Linked DNA regions of Homo sapiens: region 1 is linked to region 2. A link is a loop called in an ENCODE intact Hi-C map of the cell type or tissue named here. Cell type or tissue: GM12878. All regions are shown on one strand.

Region 1 (8,000 bases), 53 kb before region 2:
CTATTATTGTTCTTCCTACCAATGGGCTCCATGTAGGTGTGTCTGTTAGTCTGTTTTTGTTGCTGTAACAAAATACCTTAGACTGGGTCATTTATAAAGAATAGAAATTTATTTCTCACAGCTTTGTAGGCTAGAAAGTGCAAGATCAGAGCCCTGGTAGGTTTGGTATCTAGTGAAGGCTTCTCCCCGCTTCCAAGATGGTGCCTTGTTGCTGGGTCCTCACATGGCAGAAGGGCAAAAAGGAGGCCTAGCTAGTTCTCTTGAGCCCTTTTATAGAGGCACTAATCCTATTCATGAGGGCCCTGCCCTCATGAACTAATCACCTCCTAAAAGCCCCACCTCTTAATACTGTGAGAGGAAAATAAAAACTTGGGATCCCAATTCGCTCTGCCACAAGGGAAAGTTAAGCCGAAAGCTGAGTCATGCAAGAAGCTCCCTTTCCTTTTGCTCCTGAGCAGATACCTACCGATAAAAGTTAAGTATTTCCACAGGTAGCTACTTTATATTCCCCTTACTGTATGTAAAGTACCGATTTACTGAGCAGGAGACGAATACATAATTCACTATTCCCCTACCTGCTCTTTTTTCCTTGCAACCTGTGGATTTCCATATCCTATCTCACTCTTTCCCCTGCAGCCTCTTTCTCCCTTTAAATATTGAAGCCCTCGAAATCATCCTTGGAGAAAAGCACAGACCACAGGCTGTTTCTTTGATTCTGTGTTTTGTTTTGTTTTTTCCTCCCAGGCATGTCCTTAACCTTGGCAAAATAAACTTCTAAATTGATTGAGACCTGACGCATACTTTTTTGTTTACAATGTCATTGCCTTGGGTCTTAAGTTTCAGCAAATGAATTTTGGGTGATTCATAGATTCAAACCATAGCAGTGTGTGTGAACACCGCAGCCTGCAGGTTTACATCAAGTCCACCCCCCAACAGCTGCCCGTTGGCCATCCTTTGGGACTAGAGGTGGGCTTACCCACCATGTTGCCTGCCCTTTGGAAGATATACCTGGGGAAGAGGCTGACCCAGGCTTTGGAAGAGACTTGGGGTCATTTGGGCAGAGAGTTCTGGAGTCATCTGGGGACTTGGAGCATGGTCTAGAAGCAGGAGGCACTGGCTCTGAATGGGCAAAATTTTTTGGCCCATGGACTTCTCAACCCTTGGGGAAGAACATAGTGAGACAAGGAGTGGAATGAGTCTTTACTAGTCCCAAAGTGAGCAGAGCAGGTTGTCCAGGATTCAGGGAGATATTGATTAAAACTCCTCCCTTTCATTGGCAAAGGTGTCCTTGTCTGGACAATCAATTATACAGTCATCTCATATGTGAGTTGGGTGGCTTTGGGCATTACTTCCCTTTCTAGTTCCCTGATTTGTAAGATGGGAATCCACTGTGGTAACCACAGATGCTGCTCACCAGTGCTTTCAGCAGTAGGATCACACTCTCCTGCTCCCTTGAAGTTAGAAGTGGCCACATGACTTGCTTTGACTGACCAATGTCAGTGAGCATGAGTGACAGGGGCCACTTTTAGGTGGCAGCAGTGGATTGCCTGTGTGGGGTCTCCAGTGGATATGGTTGCTTGTGGAGATATCTTGCTGAGACCCCACACCACAGACAACTGGCCAGGCCACAGCTGGCTTTGCAAAAGCAAAGATTATACCTCTGTTGCTTTAAACCACTGAGATGTTAGCATTGTCTGTTACTGCAACATAACCTGGCTTCTCCTCTTTCCTACAAGTACCAATCTCAAGGGCTGCTGTGAGGGTTACATGAGAAAGAAATGTATGTATGTGCTTGGTATAGTTCCTGGTACAGAGCTATTAGTGTTTATCCTAGGAGCAATGAAATGCTTAAGTGCTCACTACACAAACACCTTTGAGGTAGAAGGTAGCCAATCCTTACAGCCATTTTCTTTGATGGACTTCTGTGGGAGAATCAGACTCCATTTTCTATTTTACATGAGAAAAATTATAGAGGTACTAAAAGCACATGGGGTGGTGCGACGCATTACACCTAGGGTATGTATCCCCAGCCATGGACCCTGGGACTGACCAGAATTGAGGATGGGGATGGTTTCTTTGGAAATAGCCCCAAGTTCATGTAAATCTCATGAGTTTACTGATGACACAAGGTTTCCAGCCAGTACTCAGACTTTTAATACTTCAGTGTGAGCCAAAGTGATGAACGTTATGCCACTCATTGGTTTTTAGTGGGAATTCTAGTGCTATAAACTCATTTCAGTACTTCAGAGACAGCCAAATCTCAACTGCACGTTCTTGGAGAAACCTGAGATTTCATTATGAAAGTGACAAAATAAATCTAGAAGGAAAAAAAAAAAATCCCGTCAACCACTCACTACCTCACCCCACGAGACATTTTAGCTGAGCTGCTAACAAGCAGCCACACAGCAACTGTTTGCTGGGGACTTCTGAGAAGATACGACTCACGCATTTGCTAATAAGGGAACAACTACCATATTCCAAACAGGTGAAGAAAACCTTCAGGTATGGCAGATTTTCTAACTACATTTTTGTGACACTTTTATTCATTCGAAAACCTACAGTAAGAGACGCGGAGTGTAAAATGTGTGTTTGTGTTTTGCTTGGACAGACAATGGCTCCTAGCAATTAATGCTTTCAGTCACATTAAGCATTAAATAATGCTTTGTGACATTACAGTATTTCCCATTACAGATCAATTTTGTAGCATTTGTTCATAATCAGACTTGAAATGTTACCTAGAAACAAAATATGTTTTCCTTGAAACAGTCAGACCTTATTAGAAATCTAAGGTTTTACAAATCACCATGTTAACAGTTTTGCCCCTAGCTAAGGTTTTCATTCTTTAGTGTTAAATTCAGCCCCAGAAGCTCTAGTATCGTTCAGGGTTAGTCTTCCAATGTGCACTGACTTGAAAGGAAAAAGTTAATGCTCCAAATATATTTAATGTCTTACTACATACAATAATAAATCAACTATATTCCTTTTTGGAGGTGAAAAATAATGTCATCACCTTTTAAATTGTTATGCTTATAATTAGGTTACACAATATTATTTTCTCATTTTTTAAAAAACAGCTTCTCATTGCTTTAAAAAAAAAGCCATATGCTTATTTCTAGTAAAGCGGAGTTATTCTCATTTCCTTACCACATAATCATATGCTGTGGATGAGCAAAGAAATAAAGAGAAAACATATGAAATTTTGAGATTTGGAGCAGCAAAACTTAAAGCTAAATGGAAGAGAACTTTGGAGCCAGGAACACCTGGAGTTGATGTCTTGCCTTGCCATTTAATCATTGTGGAATCTTGGGCAAATCGCTCAAAGTTCCCATTTAGCAATTGTTAGCTATTTTAATATTTTTTACAGAATTTTTTTCCCTGAGAGATATTCCCTTTGATTAAAGCCATCAGCCTCTCATTCATTCAGCAAATAATTCCTGAGCATTTATTGCTAATAGACTCTACTGTTCGCAGTCCCGGGAAACAGCAGTAAATCAGAAAACGAGACTGCTGGTCTCATGGTTTATATTCTAGCTTGGGAGAGACAAGCAATGTCCAAACAATATAATGTCAAGTGGTGTAGTAGGTTAGCTTGAATGAAGGCCCCCCACCAAAAGATATATCCACCTGCTAACCCCCAGAACCTGTGAATGTGATCTTACTTGGAAAAAGGGATGATGTAATTATGCACCTCAAGATGAGACCATCTTAGATAATCCAAGTGGGCTCTAAATCAAATGACAAGTGTGCTTATAAAAGACACACCAAGGGGAGACACAGAGAAAGGAGAGGAAGGCCTTGTGAAGACAGAGGCAGAGATGACGCAGTGGAGTGATGTAGCCACAAGCTAAGGAACTCCAAGGAGTCACCAGAAGCTGGAAGAAGCAAGGAGGCATTTTCCCTAGTGCCTTCAGAGGCAGAGCAGCCCTGCTGACACCTTGACTTCAGACCCTGGCCTCCAGAACCGTGTAAGTTTCTGTCACTGTAAATCCCCCACTTTGTGGCAATTTGGACAGAAGGCATGGAAATGAATACAAATAGTAATGCATGCCAAGAAGAAAATAAAATGGGGATGTGAAACCGAGATTCGAGTTGGGATTACTTTAAATAGTGGGGTCTGGAAAGCCCCCCTGAGGAAGTACCATGTGTTACCCGAGGGCGTGAGAGATGGGTATTCTGAATGTGAGGGGGCAGCAAGTGCAAAGGGCCCAACCTGGGAATGACCTTGGTGTGTCTGAGGACTAGAAAGTCTCTGGGGCCAGACTATAGGCGGTATGAAAGGGACAGTGGTAAGGAGATGATGCTACTGCTGGTAGGGGCCAGATCCCATAGGCCTCCTCCTACAGCGCCTCATAGGCCCAGGGAAGAAGTCCAGATTTTCCAGGTGCAACCTTTTTCAGGAAGATTTTATAGTTAAAATGACCTAGAAAAGTAAAGGCATTAAGTACATACATTTATTAAATTAGTAAATATGAGTCTATTCTGAACATTCTAGTAATTGGATGAAAAAAAACCCCAGAACCTTTATAATGTTATTCATGGGATCCAACCCCACTGTTTTATGCTATATGAATAATGTCACAAATAGCATCTGTGAAGTCAAACACCACAGGACACAGTAGAAAATCCTTAGGGGGATCCTTTATTTCATTCACTTCCTCCTTACAAGGTGAAATTTCAATCTGTACAGGTTGTGTCTGCCAGTTCAGTCCACAGCTCAGAGTATCACCTTGTCCTCATTCCATGGTATAAGCTGTTGCGGGGGGACAGGTCTGCGGGTCGTGGATTCACTGGACTGGATGGGACATGATCCAGAACTCCGCTCCGTTTGGCTTCCCAAGGATCCCACCAACTCATTCTAATCAGTGATCACTGAGGAAATGCATTGTATTCCTATTCACTATTTCAAAGATCAGGCCTACCTCATTGGCATATTAAGAAAGTTTTCTCAAGTATATTTAGTGTTTATCATTTTACTATAGTTCTTCAAATGTCTGACATTCATCTTTTCCCTACCTCTAAATTCCTTTCTTTTTCACATTATCTTTCTTGATTGCTTTTTAATAGAAAAACAAACAAAGACATGGATTTACTGTGCATATTAGCAGATCCATACTGGAAAATGCATGGAGGTTTCATATACACCACTTACAGTAAGTAATAACTCAGAGTATAAAGTCGAAAAGAAAGAATCTGAAATATTAGACTTGTTCTGAAATAAGCTTACCTAGGATGATACCACTTTCGCTTAATCAGAATTTCCCCTTTCCAACTATTTAACAGTGGCAAATATAAAAAATCTGGTAGTTAAAATACACAGCAGTCACTTCATATTACTGCCTCCCTCAACCCACTCACCTTCTGAAGAACAGGGCTTTTTCAAGTTTTGTTCCCCTTTAAGTTTTAATAGAAAAAAAAAAGTTTTAAGTCATGTTGTACCAATATATCCCCAGAAAGAATTGCAATTTACCAAGGTTTTCACGTGTTTTGAGAGAAATCTTACTGAAAGACTAGTGATGTCCATTTTCCAGTAAATACTGAGCGAAAAACAATTTTTATACCCCAATCTGAGGTATAAACTTGCTTTTTGTGGGATCACAACTGCTGTAAATTAGACAATTGTAGCAACAATCCAAGACAATAACAGAATGCCTATGACAGTCTGCCATATTCTGGTGAGTGTCTATCAAAGCTCATCATGATTTTTTGTGAGATCTTCCCCGTAATTGGTAGCTTGGCTTCCGACAAACATGTTCCAGTTCTCCAATATTTCCTCTTTAGTTAGCTTCTCATCCTATAGAAGAGATCAAAGAGCACTGTCATGGAAGCTCTGGTAACTGTACTAGTTCTGTATGATGTTCATGTCATTTCACTGATGTACAACATTTAAAATACTATATTTAGTAATCCAGAAGCTACTGGGCACCTCCTTCATCTACCATGACTGCATTGCAAAACTCCAAATCGGAACAGCCTCTTGCTATAAAAACCGTGCTAACGTGTCAGGGAAGTCCCCGAGTAATTCAGAAGCTAGAATCCATTTGTGCCCACAAGCAGTGTTGGTCTTCCCAAAATAGGCCCTCAAGAATGCCACTTTCCTCTTACAGCCTCGCTGCCTAAACTGACTGTTGGCATAACCTGAGAATTTGGGGGCAATCAGCAAAGTGGGGAATAGGCAGGACATTTTTCTAAATGTATTGATTTGTTTATTTGGATGTTTATCAATAGATACCGAAGTACTAGGCATTAAAGCCAGAAACCTGAGCTTGCCTGAGGATGTCTGGGCTTTAATGGGATGGGCTTCCTTGTTCCTGACACCTCACAGATGTTTGATAAGTATTTGGTGACAATGAATGGATAAATAAGCTGATCCTAGGGCAACACGGGGTATACTTCTTAAATCGTGTCCTGCCCACAAAGTTCTGCAATCTTAGGAAATGTGACTTAATGTAAGTCTGTGGCTCACAGCTGACTTTCCAGGAAAGTTGGGGCCTAATAATTTTACTGTGGGTTATCACGGTATTAGCTCAAGTTTACAGGTCTCCACTGTAGGACAAGAAGGAAAAGTCAATAAAGACATGGCCACATGGGTCAATGCTATCGCCGAAAAAGCAAACAAAACCGATCTTATGTAAACTGTCTCCCTTCAATCAGTGATTCCAGAAGAATGGGAAATACCTTGTTTTTGTCTGATTCATATACCAGATGCCTGGCCTCAGCCTGTGCATGATCATAATCTTGAGGGAGGATCCAGTGGCGAATCTCATCTTTGTCTAACTTCCCGTCCTTGTTCAGATCCCGGAATTCGTTAAACTGCTCCCGTTCTGATAAAACCCAGTCTGGCTCAGGGCCATTCTCCTCATGGGAAAACATATCCGCTAGAAGGGAAGGTTATTGTTGGTTACAAAGGAAAGTGGGAAGGTAAACCTCCCCCACCCCCATAAAACAAACTTGACCTCCTGAGCTTTAGGAAAGGCGACAACCAATCCAGAGACCTAACTCAAACAGCTGGTAGGCAGCTTCTTGGGGATAATGATGCAGTAATTTATTCATGATGAAGGCCATGTGGTGGAGTAGAAAGAACTGAGTTTAGAAGCCAAAAGATAAATCCCGGCTTTTGACTTAGTTCAGTGACTGAGCCTGAAGTTTCCTTGTCTGTAAAATGGAGATGATAATTTATAAATCATGGGGCTATTATGATCAAATGTGCCATTTTGATGTAAAAGCCCTCTACAACCCAAACTGGCACTACATAAGCGAAAACTAATAATAATGACTAACATTGAACACTATGGTCCAGATACTGTATAAAGTGTTCTACACACAGTTTTCATTTGATTTTCACATAACAGCCTTACAAAGTGAGTGCTGTTATAATTCCCATTTTACAGATGAAAACAATGAGGTAAAGTCTTACCCAATGACCCACAGCTCATATGAGCTGGAGGCTGCACAGGAACATGGTCACTCTGCTTTCAACCCAGAGTCTTAGCCACTGTGTTTAGTACTATTGTTTATATCATTTCCAAAGGGCTTTCACTTGTCATTATATTTCATCCTTATAACAATTCTACAAGATGGGTCATTATCCCCATTGTACAAAATGGCAAGGAAAAGAAAAAGGAAACGTTTTTGCATTGTGTGTGTGTCAGTAGCTCTTGGAAAAGAGAGATACCCTGCAGGCAGTTTCTCTGTCACGGAAGCAGAGCTTGGAAATGTCAGGTGGTGAATGAAGCAGGTAGTAAGTGAAGGAAAAAAAAAGACAAGACCCTTGACTACAAGGTAGACCCCTAACTGACATGTCTACATTGTTTTTGAGAAAGAGTTGTAATATGTATTAGCTAATTCGAGCTTCATCGAATCCTGTAAAAATGGGCTCACTTTTTTTCCCCCATTTTACAGATGAGGAAGCTGAGGTTTGAAGCCATTACATGATTACCCCAGGGTCACACAGCTAATTGGTGAAGGTAGGGTTCCTAATTCCAGTGCTCTTCCTACTACCA
Region 2 (8,000 bases):
ACATTTTCCTTCACTGAAATTAATCAGCTGCAAATGATTAAATTACTATATATAGTGTGAAACACAACAAAGCTGTAATTTTTATATAAATTCCAGAATGTTACATTATTTCCCTTCAGCACTGACATCGGAATAATTCCTCCACAATCATTGCTTTGTCTTCTGTAAAATAAAATTTTAAAAACCCATTGCTCTTCAAGCGTACCAAAGTCTGAGTTCAATATTTAATATGATTAATGTTTACTGTATTTGTTGTGGGGTTGTCTGCTAATTGTGGCGTTAAACCGCACCCCCTTCATCATCTTTGGGGGCTGAGCGATGTTGGTTCAGAACCACTGTTTGAGAAAGTATCAATTAAAATTCAGCTCCATTGAACACATGAATCCTTTTTGTTGTTTGTTTGTGGTGCCCGGCATATCCGGTGGCAACATTCTCCTTCACTCCCCTTCTCCTAACTACAAGAACAGTTGGAGATTCCAGGCAGCTTCTGAGGAAGGATGTGGTGAAGCCACAGGCTTGCTCAACAGGCAAATGGATGCCAGAGATATCCAGGGTGCAATGCCAGCAATAGGCTTCTCTAGTGAAGCCCTCAACGCTGGAGGGGAATGGGAGTGGTAATTAAAGCAAGGCCTGGATGCGGGTGTGGCACTTCATGACCCGAGATTGTGTGTGTCTTTAAATTTTGTGTCCTAGCCACCTCACTCTTAAGGACCTGACCTCTTTACGTTTTGCACCCCAGGCACCTCGTCTGCCCGTCTGCCCCTCTGACTGAGTACTGAATTGACAGTCAGAAAACATGGAATGATGAACCAGTGTGAATAGGCTCTGCCATGATTAACCTTGGGTAAGTCCCTTTACCTCTCTGGGTCTTAGTTTTCTCATCTACACAACAGGAATAATTATCTCTGCTGGGAAGAGTTAGGAATGAGACCATGCTTTATAAATTGCAGGATGCTCTCCAGATATGGGGGTTGTTGCCACTGAGCGACAGATGTTCCTCTAGCCTTCCTCCCTACTGTGGCAGATCTTCTGGTTCCCTCCTCAAAGCCCTGCAACCCTTTTGGGAAAAACCCTGGGGAAAGTCTTGGAAATGCCACCAAACAAGGACTCTCAGCCCCTGTGCGGCCTCCAAAGCCCAGTGAATAAGACTCCCAAGTCTGTTGCTGCTTTCAGCTGCTAGGGCTCTATTCTGCTGCTGGCTTTGAGGCCACACTGTGTCAGCTATACTGAGGCCACCTGGCAGTGGTGGAGTGATCTCTCCCCTCACCCTCTCCCATTCTTATCAGTTCTGAAGGACAACTTCCTTACTCTCCCAGGGTTTCCTGAAGAATGTATGGGCAAACCATTCTTCCAGCTTCTCTTGGTAGCCCCTCTCTGTTGAAAGCCCATACAGAAAACCATGGAGACTGGCTCCCAAGTCTCCTCTCTCCATGCCCACAAGCACCTGAAGATATATTTTAGTATTTTAATAACCTGTATGGACATGCTGGTGCACCCTGGAAAACATCAGCTCTAGGTCAAAATACGAGTTTCAACCAGGCACGGTGGCTCTTGCCTGTAATCCCAGCACTTTGGGAGGCTGAGGAGGGCAGATCACTTGAGGTCAGGAGTTCCTTCCTGTCATCTTCCTCACCCCTGTGAACCAAGCCCACCTCAGCAGATCCCTGTGTGCTAGTGGGCGATCCTTTCATCGTCACTGGAAATAGCTCTCTCCTGGACTCTCAGTAGCTAGAAGGTGGGGCTCTGAATACTTAAGCCTCCACCAGCTACACAAGAATAGGAAGCAACCATGTACCATTTTGACATTGAGTTGTTCTTCCAGAATTAGGGAAAGATTTCTTTCTACTGAATCAATTCGAACCTTCTCCATGGATCTCTTTCTTGCTGTGTCATTCCTGGCTAATGGACTAAGAAACACTCAGGTTGGGGTGGGATTGAAATGCATATCTTTTTTTTTGTTTTCTTTGAGATGAAGTCTCACTCTGTTGCCCAGTCTGGAGCGTGGTGATGTGATCTCGGCTGTCTGCAACCTCGGCCTCCCGAGTTCAAGTGATTCTCCTGCCTCAGCCTCCTGAGTAGCTGGGACTACAGGTGCATGCCACCACACCCAGCTAATTTTTGTATTTTTAGTATAGACAGTGTTTTACCATGTTGGCCAGGCTGGTCTTGAACTCCTGACCTCAAGTGATCCGCCCACCTCGGCCTCCCAAAGTGCTGAGATTACAGGCATGAGCCACTGCTCCTGGATGAAATTCATATCTTGACCTAGAGCTCATGTTCAGCCAGGATGCACCGGCATGTCCATGCAGGTTATTAAAATACTGAAATATATCTGTATCAGCTGGTCTGTAGTCACTGCCAAGTGCCCATCTGTGTCGCTGCTGCCCATCCTCTTCTCTGGGTCCCCTGGACTCCCTGGAATCCAAGAGAAGGGGCCTGGCACGCCAGGGATGTCCAGGGGGCTGCTTTGGCTCTAGAGCCAGGGTTCTTTCTGATTGATTGGTTCTTGGGCCACATTGGTTCATTAGTTTGAAGATCACCTGACCCTTTCAGCTAATTAATCACACTGCTTTTTACAGATAGCCACTTTGGACCCCTGTGGCAAGAATGTGTTGGGTTCTATTTTAAAGCATACTGAAGCTCCTTGTAAAATGATTTCAGTGCCAAACAGTCTTGTCACTGGACATCACTGCCCTTGATAAAATTTCCTTTCCATCAACAAACTCCAGCCTGGCAATCCCAAACTGCCCCGTTATCAATATGCTTTCAGAAAACAGCAATAGTCAATACATACTGAGTGCTGGTCACAGCCAGGCACTGCACCAAGGGCTCTATATGCAAGATCTCATTGAATCCTCTCTGTAATAGTGTGACTTGTAGCCATTATTATTATTATCATTTAACGGATGTACAGACTAAGATTCAAAAACTTTGGGTAATTTGTTTGAGATGTTCCACTAGAAGGCAGCAGGGCTGGCTTTAAACCCAGGCCGAGGGACTCCAAAGTGCTTAACTTTTAAGCTAAACTTGTTAGTATATAGCCTTATATGTGTTCATTATTTTGTTGCTGTTTTTATTGTGTGATGTCTTAGTCTATTTTATGTTGCTATAACAGAATACCACAAACCGGATAATTTATAAAGATAAGAAATATATTTCTCACGGTTCTGGGAGTGGGAATATCAAGGTGCTAGCATCTGAGAAGGACTTTCTTGCTGCATCATCCCATGGTGAAGGGCAAGAGGGTGAGACAGGGAGAGGGAGAGAAAGCACAAGAGAGGGACAAACTCGCTTTTATAACAAACCACTCTCTTGATAACAAATCTACTCCTATGAAAGTGACATTAGTCTAGTAGAACAGCATCCTCATGACCTAATCACCTCTTAAAGGTCCCCACCCCCCTACACTGCAGTTGCACTGGGGATTAAGTTTCCAACACATAAATCTTGGGTACAAATTTAAACCATAGCATGCATTCCCTACTACTGTAGCACCCCAGGGAATGTGTGTGTTCGTGTGCACATATGTCTGTGTGTGTGTGTGTCCGAGAGAGAGAGAGTTAGAATGAACATCTGTAGGATGAAGGGAGAGACACATGTAGTTACTTCCAGATCCTTGTTCCCTGTCATTTTATGTGGTTTCTTCTGATCATCTGGATTGTCTGAAATAGAAAGCTCCTGTATGTCAAGGGCTTTGATTGACTTTTCTCAAAACCTAGGTGAGTGCCCCCATGCAAGCAGGTCCTCTGTGACGGCATCTAGATCACAATGGGGATGAATCAGTAAGTGAAAACTTCTGGGGAAGGAGGGAGGAGTCTGCTAGCTTCTTTCTGCCAAGATGAGCTGCGGTAGTCCTTTTCCTCCCTCCCCTCCTTTCTTTCTTCCCTCGTTTCTTTTCTTTTTCTTCCATGTCATTACGGAGAAGGGCACTGGAGGCTTACTGAAGAGCTTTGAGAAATAGCATAGAAGGCCCAGAGCATTACTTGTTTCCAGATGGTATGTGTGCGTGTGGATCTGGGGGGAATGTGGACCGTTTTGGTGGACTCTGGTGGCTTTTCCCCTGCTGGATTCCCTTTGGAGTGGTTTTCTTGGACGTGGGCAAATTTAAGATTTAAAACAAAATTCAAAGTGATGGAGTGCGGCTGACTTCTCTGAGGGTTTCTTCACTTCCAGATCAAGCTAAGGCTGTACCCTGGCTATGAATAGCCCAGCCTCCTGTGGTGTCCAAGCCTGGAGAGATTCTGTCTCATTCACTCCTGGTAGACTGGTTAACCCGGCCACAGGCTCCTTTTGCCTTCAGCGCTCCCCAACAGCCGATGGCTGGCCAGCATGTCCACCATCTTCATGCACAAGGTGTGCTCTACATTAAAGATCCTCTAACCATACAGCATTGTGGATAAGATGATTATCTGCTTTTTTCCTTCACCTTTGAGCCCAAACTCTCACTTACCATTAGGGCTTGAATGAGCTGCAAATCCAATGCAATCTAGAAATGCCCACCAAAAAGACGAATTTGAACTTTGCCTAGGGCCAAATTACGGGGGATAGGGAGGGTAAGGGAGGAAGAGAAAACATATTTCTTCTGCCTGTATCATTGCATTTACCCTAAAACCTTGTCTCTCCTACTGTGGGAAGAACTGAGCCATAGGGCCAGCAATCTGAGTGTGGGCAGCTTCTGGGTTTGAGTGTTTTCTTTCAAGTTCCCCCTCCCCGCCAGAGAATAAGCCCTCTGCTCCATGGCTGGCGTGGGCTGAGATCTGAGATTCTGTTAATTGTGGAGTGAAATTCTCCCAAGGAGGCGGACATTGCCATTGCGCCACCTGCTGGAAGATTGAAAAAGTATTTGAAACTCAGGGTTCAGCTATCCAACCAGTGGCTTCGCAATCAAAATGATTATTTTTCATAATTCCCATTTTGTCTTACTACACAAGTTACACAGGTTCATTGAAGACAACTTAGGAAGTTCACAGAAGTAAAACAAAACAAAAGTCATCCATAATTCTGTCACCCAGAGATAACCATTTTTTATATTTTGTTGGCTTTCCTTCCAGTCTTTTTTCTAGTTGGATATATGTAAATTCATATATGCTATTGATATCATTCAATAAACATTATTTTATAACTTGCTTTTTAAACTTAACAATAAATCTTAAATACCTTTACCTATTATTAATTATAATCTGCAACATGAGTCTTGCTTAGTACTTTTTTAATATTCCTACACCATACATCTACAGTCTATTCCTATACATTAATTACAATGTTTCTATGCTTTGATTTTTACTGAGTCTAGTTTCTCCCCTCCTTTTTCCTCCTCTTCTTTCTTTCCTTCTCCTTCCTTTCTTTCCTTCCTGCTTTACTTCTTTTTCTCTTTACTTATTTATTTCTCTCCCCTAACAAAAGTCTGCCATAGATGTTGTTTGGGGCAGTTCCTTGGGTGTGTCTATCTCACCCCGTCATAGAAGGAGCTCTAGAGACTTTCGCGTGGACCCTGGAGCTCTCTTCCAGGTGGGCTCTGCAGTCCTGCCATGAAAATAGAACATTCTTCACTCCGAATAGAGGCAGACAAGAAAGATGGAATCCCCATCTAGTGCCTCCTCCAGTGCCTAGTGAAAAACAGGAGGCTAGCAATTGCTGATCATGTGCTCTGTACAAGCCGGACTCCATTCTTAGAACTTGATATGAATTATCACACATAAGTGTCACAAAACCCTTACAAGATATAGTCCTTCCCTTCCTTCCTTCCTTCCTTCCTTCCTTCCTTCCTTCCTTCCTTCCTTCCTTCCTTTCTTCCTCCCTCCCTCCCTCCCTCCGTCCCTTCCTTCCTTGCTTCCTTCTCCCTCCCTCCCTTCCTTCCTTCTTTCCTTTCTTCCTTTCTTTCACTGGACAGCTTAGGACACCAAGCTTAAGAAAAGCACACAAACTTGCCCAAGATCACCAACAAGTAAAGCCTTAAACCTCAGTGTGCAATGACTGCCTGTTAAAACAAAACAAAACAATATTTCCAGCCTCTCTTGACAAATCAGAAGATTTGACAACACAGGTTTGCATTCCACTGTAACAATCATTAGCTGGAGCTGAGTAGTGGTGCCCATATTCCATCAGTACAGGCTCTCCAGTTGTACTGTCTCCACTTCTCATACATTCTCCTCATGGTAGAAAAGGACTCCCTACTGCCAACGGCACAATGGGACTGACTGACTTCAACTAACAGACTAAGAGAGTTTACAGAAAGAAAACGACAGGCTCAGAGCTGTATATTCCTGGCTCTGTCTGAGAACCAAGATGCGTCTACAGCTGCCCTAAAAAAAAATCATCTGTCTCTCCTATCCATGGGTGTGGAAAGGGATGTGGAGGATGCTAGACCATGGAGGGAGGAGCATAACTACAGTTCAGACTGAAGTCGTTGCTATGGGTGCCACTTCCAGAGCTACTAGAGTAAGTACACACATGGGTGTATGGGAGCAGTTGTTAGCTTCGTTGGCTGATGGTGGCCTGTGCTAAGTGAAGTTGATATAATATAGAACAGGAATTGGCAAACTTTTTCTGAAAAAAAGACAGGCAGTAAAAGTTTTGGGCTTTGTGAACCATGAGGTCTTTGCTGTAACTAAACTCCACTGTCAGAAGTGCTAGAGCAGCCATAGACAATATGTACATGAACGGGCGTGGCTGTGTTCCAATCAAGCTTTGCTTACACAAACAGGTGGCAGTGTTATTTACAAAAGCAGGCCATAGTTTGCCAACTCCAATATAGAAGAAGGAATCGAAAGATTTAAGAATAGGGCTGTTGGAGTGGATTTAGCCTCTGCAAACGATCCCATTTAAACTAGTTGGATTTTATTTTCTTCAATTGAGCCCTCACTCATACATCATTTCCACACTTTCTGTGACTTTTGAAAATGGTCAAAATAAGACATTTCCCTGCATACAATTAGGGATTGGGGATGGGATTTCAGATTTGGATTATCTGACTTGGGTTATTTTCTAAATTGTGTTAGTGATTGGGTTCTCAGCAGACCAGAACCCCCATGGAGGCTCCTCTTTGGACCCAGAACTTCTTAGGCTAGTGGAACCAGCAGAGGCAGAATCACCCCAAATGGGATTGGACCTGTGGGGAGGCCACGGTCCTAGAAACGCATCCTTCAAAGACCAGGCTGACAATATCATTTAACACAGCAATTTCCAGTCCCTGAGATGAGATTTGAGTCAGAACGAGAGGGAAGTAAAAACAATTTAAAAAGAGAAGCTGGAGAAGTCTAGGCATCTCTCATAAGTCTGGAGTCTCCGGATTCAAGAGTTCGGCCCAGAAAATGAGAAAGTGGGTGGAGAAAAGAACTGCCAGGGAGTGAAAGGCTGTCAGGGACTCTTATGTTTGTGTTTTACCTGAAGCCCCTGGTGGTGTGGGTAGTATAGGGAAAAGGGGAAAAGAGGACACTTCTAAGCTGGCTTAGTATAAATATATACCATTCTCTAAAGTTGGAAGGGAAGGGGCCTCCTCCATTACAAGGAACTCCCTGTCCTGTGTCCATGGATAACACTGCTGGCTGACAATGGTGCTCATTTCCAGTGAGCTCTGATGTGGTCCTGGTGGGGATTTATAGGCTTGTCAACTCAGCCTTCCGGGCAGCCTCCTGCAGTCAGTCAGGGCAGACCTTATAATAATGAATATAGTTCATACTTATAGGGCATCTGTTGTGTCTCAGGCCCTAGGCATTAGCTCCTCTAATTCTCACAACCCTATGAAGTACAATCTTCTCTCTGTATCCATGGGAGATTAGCTCCAGGACCCCTACAGATACCCAAATCCACAGATGCTCAAGTCCCTTATTGAAAGTGACGTAGTATTTGCGTATCACCTATGTGCATCTTCATGTGTACTTTAAATCATCTCTATGTAAGTCTCATGACTTATAACACCCAATGCAACATAAATGCTATGTAAATAGATGTAATACTATATTGGTTCTTACCATTTTTATAGTAGTATTGTTATTTTTTAT

The links. Peaks named below come from ENCODE experiments on the same cell type or tissue, not always from the same donor. Only the 100,000 strongest peaks of a DNase experiment are listed, where the experiment ranks them.
Region 1: it touches region 2 in a loop (3-fold over the local background); 7 of 110 quality-filtered maps call a loop at or near these places.

The regions. Positions count from the first base shown.
Region 1 is chr11:32,102,156-32,110,155 of GRCh38, reverse strand. RCN1 (reticulocalbin 1) reads right to left here. Exons shown (of 6, transcript NM_002901.4): 5 at 6,676-6,875; 6 at 4,434-5,791. The coding sequence ends at 5,684. Among named protein-coding and RNA genes, the nearest start is that of RCN1, 15 kb to the right of the region's middle. RefSeq lists an enhancer at 3,892-4,161. In GM12878, no CTCF peak of the experiment used is centred here; DNase peaks (open chromatin) are centred at 2,284 and 4,025; H3K4me3 peaks cover 1,149 bases; H3K27ac peaks cover 3,465 bases.
Region 2 is chr11:32,049,143-32,057,142 of GRCh38, reverse strand. It overlaps LOC101928385 (a long non-coding RNA gene), which reads left to right and starts at 3,822. Exons shown (of 2, transcript NR_188501.1): 1 at 3,822-3,996; 2 at 4,174-4,385. RefSeq lists an enhancer at 4,633-4,712. In GM12878, a CTCF peak has its summit at 4,826 (motif pointing left); no DNase peak of the experiment used is centred here.